Regions from separate parts of the Mus musculus genome. Here region 2 is linked to region 1. Evidence: chromatin loops called from intact Hi-C (ENCODE). Cell type or tissue: heart. All regions are shown on one strand. Each heading gives the region's core, and the rest is flanking DNA. Links, peaks and the distances in the headings are about the cores only. Region 1 has its middle 57 kb from the start of Adgrl4. Region 2 has its middle 36 kb from the start of 4930555A03Rik.

What was found. Hi-C counts contacts between places; a loop is a spot of excess contacts. Peaks named below come from ENCODE experiments on the same cell type or tissue, not always from the same donor. Only the 100,000 strongest peaks of a DNase experiment are listed, where the experiment ranks them.
Region 2: a loop joins it to region 1, with 2.0 times the contacts of the local background. A loop is called at or near these places in 3 of 42 quality-filtered maps.

The regions. Positions count from the first base shown.
Region 1 is chr3:151,379,309-151,382,237 of GRCm38, forward strand. No RefSeq gene overlaps it. Among named protein-coding and RNA genes, the nearest start is that of Adgrl4, 57 kb to the right of the region's middle. In heart, for the core only: a CTCF peak has its summit at 1,785; no DNase peak of the experiment used is centred there.
Region 2 is chr3:151,328,731-151,331,659 of GRCm38, forward strand. No RefSeq gene overlaps it. Among named protein-coding and RNA genes, the nearest start is that of 4930555A03Rik, 36 kb to the left of the region's middle. In heart, for the core only: no CTCF peak of the experiment used is centred there; a DNase peak (open chromatin) is centred at 1,271.

The sequences.
Region 1 (2,929 bases), core at 312-2,811:
GCGCAGAGCTGTGTCAATTCATGTATAGGGTACTATGCATAATTGCTCTCTTAATATCCATCACATGAGCACTGACATGATAGAGATATAAACTCTCCATCACAGATATAGAATTATGGGACTTCTATAGCAGTTTTAGAAACTGTTGCATATAGCAGATATGAACATGAATATAATTGTCTCTTAAGTTCTGTGGAAAATATATTTCAGGACCCTCAGAATATCAAGACCAAGAATTCTCCTCTCCTTTACACCAAATGACGAATTACTTACTTATTTTTTGAACACGTCTTCTCTTGAACACATCTTCTATGCTTTTGTGTTTGAAGTATTTGTGTTTATTTATGGAGAGCAATTTAATTGATTTTCAATACAAATACTTCTATTGTGTTGCTTAGAATGTCTGCATATATAATTTCCAAATATCTTTATCTGTTATTCAATGTATATGTAATGTAAAATCTATGCATACAGAAGAAAGACATATGCACATGCTGTACACACACACACACACACACACACACACATCACACATCACATACACACAATCACATACAGGAGATGGGGTATATCTCATTTAAAATATTGATTTTCAAGATTACATGGCAGAAAGTATTCATGCATTTTCCCCTAGGAGAATAAATATGTCCTACTAATTTCTGTTCTTTTGCTCTAGACTGGACAATATGGGGACATATCTCAACTTTATGAAATAGAGGTCACCATGGGGAGATCCCTCCTGCAGTGTATCCATAAGAAGGTCTGGAATAGCTGAGGGTGACGCTCCAATGTCCAGAGCTGATTTCCCTGGAGAAGGCATTCTGGATATGAAGTTTCTCTGAAACTCACATCAATAGCTGAGGGCAGGAGGTCATCATTAAGCACCCTGTGTCCATTCTTCAAGTGAACTCCATATAGTGACAGCTATATTTAACCTGGATGTTCTTTCTGCAGCCATCGGGGCTTCTTATTACTTGAAAATGGAATCCAGGGAACTCTTGGATGTGATTTAATAACTGAAGGGATTTCATATTTCTCTGTTGTTGCCTTATGAATGCACATTTAGAAAAAAGGTTGCTTGTGTGAGTCTAGGAGACATTCCTGGTAGCGAGACACATTTAAGCACGTGCTTACTGTGGTCGACAACGAGAAGAAAATGTACACTGCCCTCAGTTCTAACCTTGAAGAAAATTAAACAGGAAAAGGAAGATTTTTTTTCTCCCATTTATCTTTTTGATGGAAATTTTAAGCCCCTACTTCTCCTCTCCTAAATCCAAATTTGTATTTTGGAAATATACACAATTTGCAAATATAAAGCATTTTCAATCTAGTAAAAAACAAACCTCTTATTGTCTAATTATACATTTACTTGCACTGGGATGAAAGGGGATGTCTTCTGTCAAGAACATTTTAAGAATGATCAGTACATTATGTGCACACTCGTACTGAAAGATAGAAACCAGTAGGCATTATTGTAATTTCTAAGCTTACAAAAAAGAGAGACTGAAGACCTAAAAGTAATGCTTATTCTAATCTGAGTAGAAAGGAATTTCTCCAGTTGGGTGGATTTCTGAATGTCACTGTTTGCACTGCAGATTCCCTGTTCCACCCTTCACAACTATGTTGACTGACTGATAGTTCTGTTTTGTATTTTTTTTTACAAGTCAGGCTTTCTGACAGTGATCCATTAAGATAAGGTATGTTCTTTCAGCTTCCTGAGATGCAGTCCATAGCAGCTGCCCTTTTCAGTTTGTTGTCTGAGGTAACTGTACTCTGGGGGCAGTATAGCTTAAGCAAAATGCCTGACTTAGCCACACAGGAACTTTCTATAGTCAGATTTGTGTCTATCAAGTGCCAAGTGCAGTCATCATGGTTTCCATGTTGCTTCTTGGAAAGCTGTATTGGAATGCTGTGAACATCTTTATCCACGAAAATGAGCTAATTTTTAAGATTTGAGGAAGTGCTCATAAGGCTGTAGGAAGCCACTTTCTGTACCAAAACAGCCATCTCTACTACACTGTGGAGAACATCTCCAAAACTAAAGCAAATCTGCCTCCCAAAGATCTCTAACATCTATACATCTTACTCCCTTCACTCCACCCTGAGATACTGAATGCCACAGTAAGTATAGTTTCTTGCTCCCCTGTTATTGTTTTTGAGAATTTAAAAAAATTCATAAAGGATGTGATTAGTTTTCAAAGCCATGGAGTTTTCATATTTAGTAGAAAACATAATATAAACTATTAACTTTAAACCATGCTGGGCAACATCTATGAAACCTGGCATTCTGAGCCAAACTATCCAGAGAGTATCACAAGGCATTAAAATTAATACTGTATTTAATTGATCAGTTAAAATTAATCCTAATTTTGAGTATATGAGAACACCATCTTCGTCTCAATAACCCCCCCCCATCCTGGTGCCTTTTGTTACGTGTGAACAATGCAGGTGCTTAAAACACATTAGGAAAGAAACGGATGAAATAAGTTCTGAATGCTTTGATAGCAGTCACAGGCAGAAAGAACCACGTGATTGTAATACAGGAGAGAACACTATTGGAAATTGAGAAGCCAGGTGACTAGACTACATAAAAAATATTCTTTTTAAATATTTTTACTGTAGACACACAGAAATCTAAGTGAATCCTTTATACAGGGCTTATGTGTACCCCCCCCCCTTGGGGGAGGGAACACATTCTCTCCTATAGATCAGACCTCCATCCAATCAGAAATCAGTTAGCCCATAAGAAGCATGTACAAGACACATCTTGCCTGGCAGGTAAGCAGTGAAGCTTGTAAGGGTTGGTTCTACATTAGAGAAGGTGGCTTACTCTCTCAGCAGGCTGCATGGAACCTTATACACTTTGGACACTACCCAGCAGGGAGGGGGTTTCTGAGTCAGCCAAAGCATGTGGTGTCTTCAGCAACAG
Region 2 (2,929 bases), core at 96-2,595, 51 kb before region 1:
GTTTACATGCTAAAACTCATTTTCTAGTCATGACTTGCTCAAGAGTTCCAATTCAGGAAATCCTAGAAATGCCAGGTACTCTGTAATGTGACTGATGTCGCAGCCTTGCTAATGCTTCCTTACCAACACGCACTAACATGGCTGCCTTGTCTAGTGCCTAGAACCAAGGTCCCATTGGAGCAGATTTCTCTCCATCTCACCTTGAGATGACACACCAATCTAGATTTAATATTCCTAGGGAACTATAATGCTACAGTCTACATTTGGTTTTTAATCCTCCCCTTAATAATTCAATATTTTTCAAAGCCATTTCCTGCTGTTACAAAGAAAGTTATGATTGCAAACTGTTCTTTATCTTCCTACAACATGATCATCCTTAAACTTTTATATTAATAAATGATCTTCCTATACATTTTTTAAAAACTGAAGTTTGATATATTCCAGTCATACTGAGTCAGAAGCAGTTCTGTTTTCCTTCAGCATTTAGATTTCATTCGTTTTTCAAAAAATATTAAATTAACATACTGAATAATAAAAGAGTCAATAAGATTTTTTTTTACAAGCTTTACAGATAAATCCAAGGAAAGGACTGTTGAAGAGCTGACAGATTGAAGGCAATAATACTTAATATATGCACACCATAATATAAACTATGTTGTTTATGGAAATTTGTAGCAAATAATCTCAGAAGACCATTTCCCTCCATCCAGAAAACAATAGGAGTAGATCATAAAAACATGCACATGCACAAAACCAAAAACATTTTGGATTATTCTTAAAGTAGGGATTTGGATAGAGATTTTAATGTAAATCTAAACATCAAAATTAAGTGCAAAGGAAAAAGGAAGTATTTTGCTCATATTTCGTTTCGAAGAACTTTGTGTATTTGAGTCGCCCTTGAACCGCAGTGCCTCATTTCTAACTGTACTTTTCCTGCCTTTTACTTACAGAGATTAATCTTTGCTTTTGCTAAGTGCATTGGAAATCAGGAGCACTAACTATGTAAATGATGGTAGGAAAAACATCCCTAAAGTAAGAAATAAAGCTCTAACTAGATAATGCTAATAAATATTAATATATGAGAGTAGCAAAGGAATATTAAATGATTAAGCTGCCCGAAATAAGAATAATAACAGAATAATAACTCACTTAACCCCTCCCAGCAGCTTTTCAGGTTTTAGGACTTCACACATATTAACAAAAGTAAAGTCTGCAGAGACTGGCCTGTTTTAAAGCGCTCTGACCTGGGTTGAAGCAAGAGGGGAAATGGGCGGCGGCTACAACCTGATGAGAGACTGACTTGGCCAGTTACATCTGGTAAATCAGTAAGTCTGAAAGGCATACTTGAATCTTCCATCATCCCAGAGTTCAATAAGCAGAGATTCTTCTACAAAAAAGAAGCTTCTAAGTTCTTTTCTTAAATTAAAAAAAAAAAAGAAAGAAAAGAAAAAAGAAAAAAAAAACATTGAAAATGAAAGCACATCTCGAAGGCTTTAGCAATCTTTGAGGTATTCATTTCTTTTATATATATTTTCATTATATATTTTTTATTTACATTTCAAATGTTATACCCTTTCCTGGTTTCTCTTCTGAAAACCCCTCTATCCCCTTCTCCCCACCACCCCTACCCCCTGCTCATCAACCCACCCACTCCCAATTCCTGGCCCTGGCATTTCTCTATGCTGGGGCATTGAGCCTTCACAGGACCAAGGGCCTTTCCTTCCATTGATGTCCAACAAGGTCATCCTCTGCTACATATGCAACTGGAGCCATGTGTACTCTTTGGTTGGTGGTTTAGTCCCAGGGAGCTTTGCAGGTAATGGTTAATTCATATTGTTTTTCCTCCTATGGGGCTGCAAAACCCTTTAGCTCCTTTCTAAACTAACTGCTGTTTAGGGTGTTATGGGGGAGGGGTTTTAGTTGTCATTATTTCTGCTGCTATTGTTGCTGTTTTGTGATTTTTAAATGACTGGAGTATAAAGACTACAGCGAAGTTTGTAGGTGATGTTCGGCAGAATACAGGAATAATCTCTGTCACCAGGAGCAGAGATGGTGAAGTGGTATGCCCAAGAGTCATGCTAGGAATGTGTTCTGTCCTTGAGGGTTCACATAGAAAAAAATGGCATCCAGGACAAATTGCTAAATTGTCCAGTATAATGTAGCAAACAGAACCAGTCTTGTATTTGTTTTTAATTGATTTCCAGTAGGAAGAGAATATAGATGGTATTCTTCACTGCCAAGTGTGTGTGTGTGTGTGTGTGTGTGTGTGTGTGTGTGTGTGTGTTATCACATTAATATTATTTTACCTTCTTGCAAAATATAAGCATTGGAGACTACTCCAAATTCTGTACTATACATCAGGAGGCCAAGTGGGCAATAAAGAGAGCAAATCTTCTTAATCACAAAACTACGGTTGTGGTTTAGGTTGTGTTTCTTATTTCTGAGGATTTTGTAAAACCGATAAGAAAATGACCTGGAAAAAACATGGAGTATCTGTAGCACGGCTGTGACCTTCCTTGCAAAAACATCAGGGGACACTGAAAAATGGGAAAGGTGAATTATGCAGAGAAGCAGCACAAAGCAAGTAGTGGGAAACAAAGAGCCTGGCGATGTGATTTCAAGGAACTTGGTGACTTCCTATAGGGTGCACAGCTTTTAGCCTCAGTAAAAGCAGTTCTTAATCCTGCAGTAACCCAGCCTTATCACCGTGGTTCACACATGCTGACGAGGGCTATAGGTCTGGATGGCCCTCTTTCCATTAGAGTGGTCAATGGGAAATTTAATTAGAGATACATTTCTTGAATGGACAAGGGGAAAATATAAAGAATGGCAAATTAATTCTACCATTTAAGTACATTTAAATGTTTACTGAGTTGTATAGAAAATTCGCTGTAGTTAACACTTCTTTTACTTGTTCTTTCTTGTATAA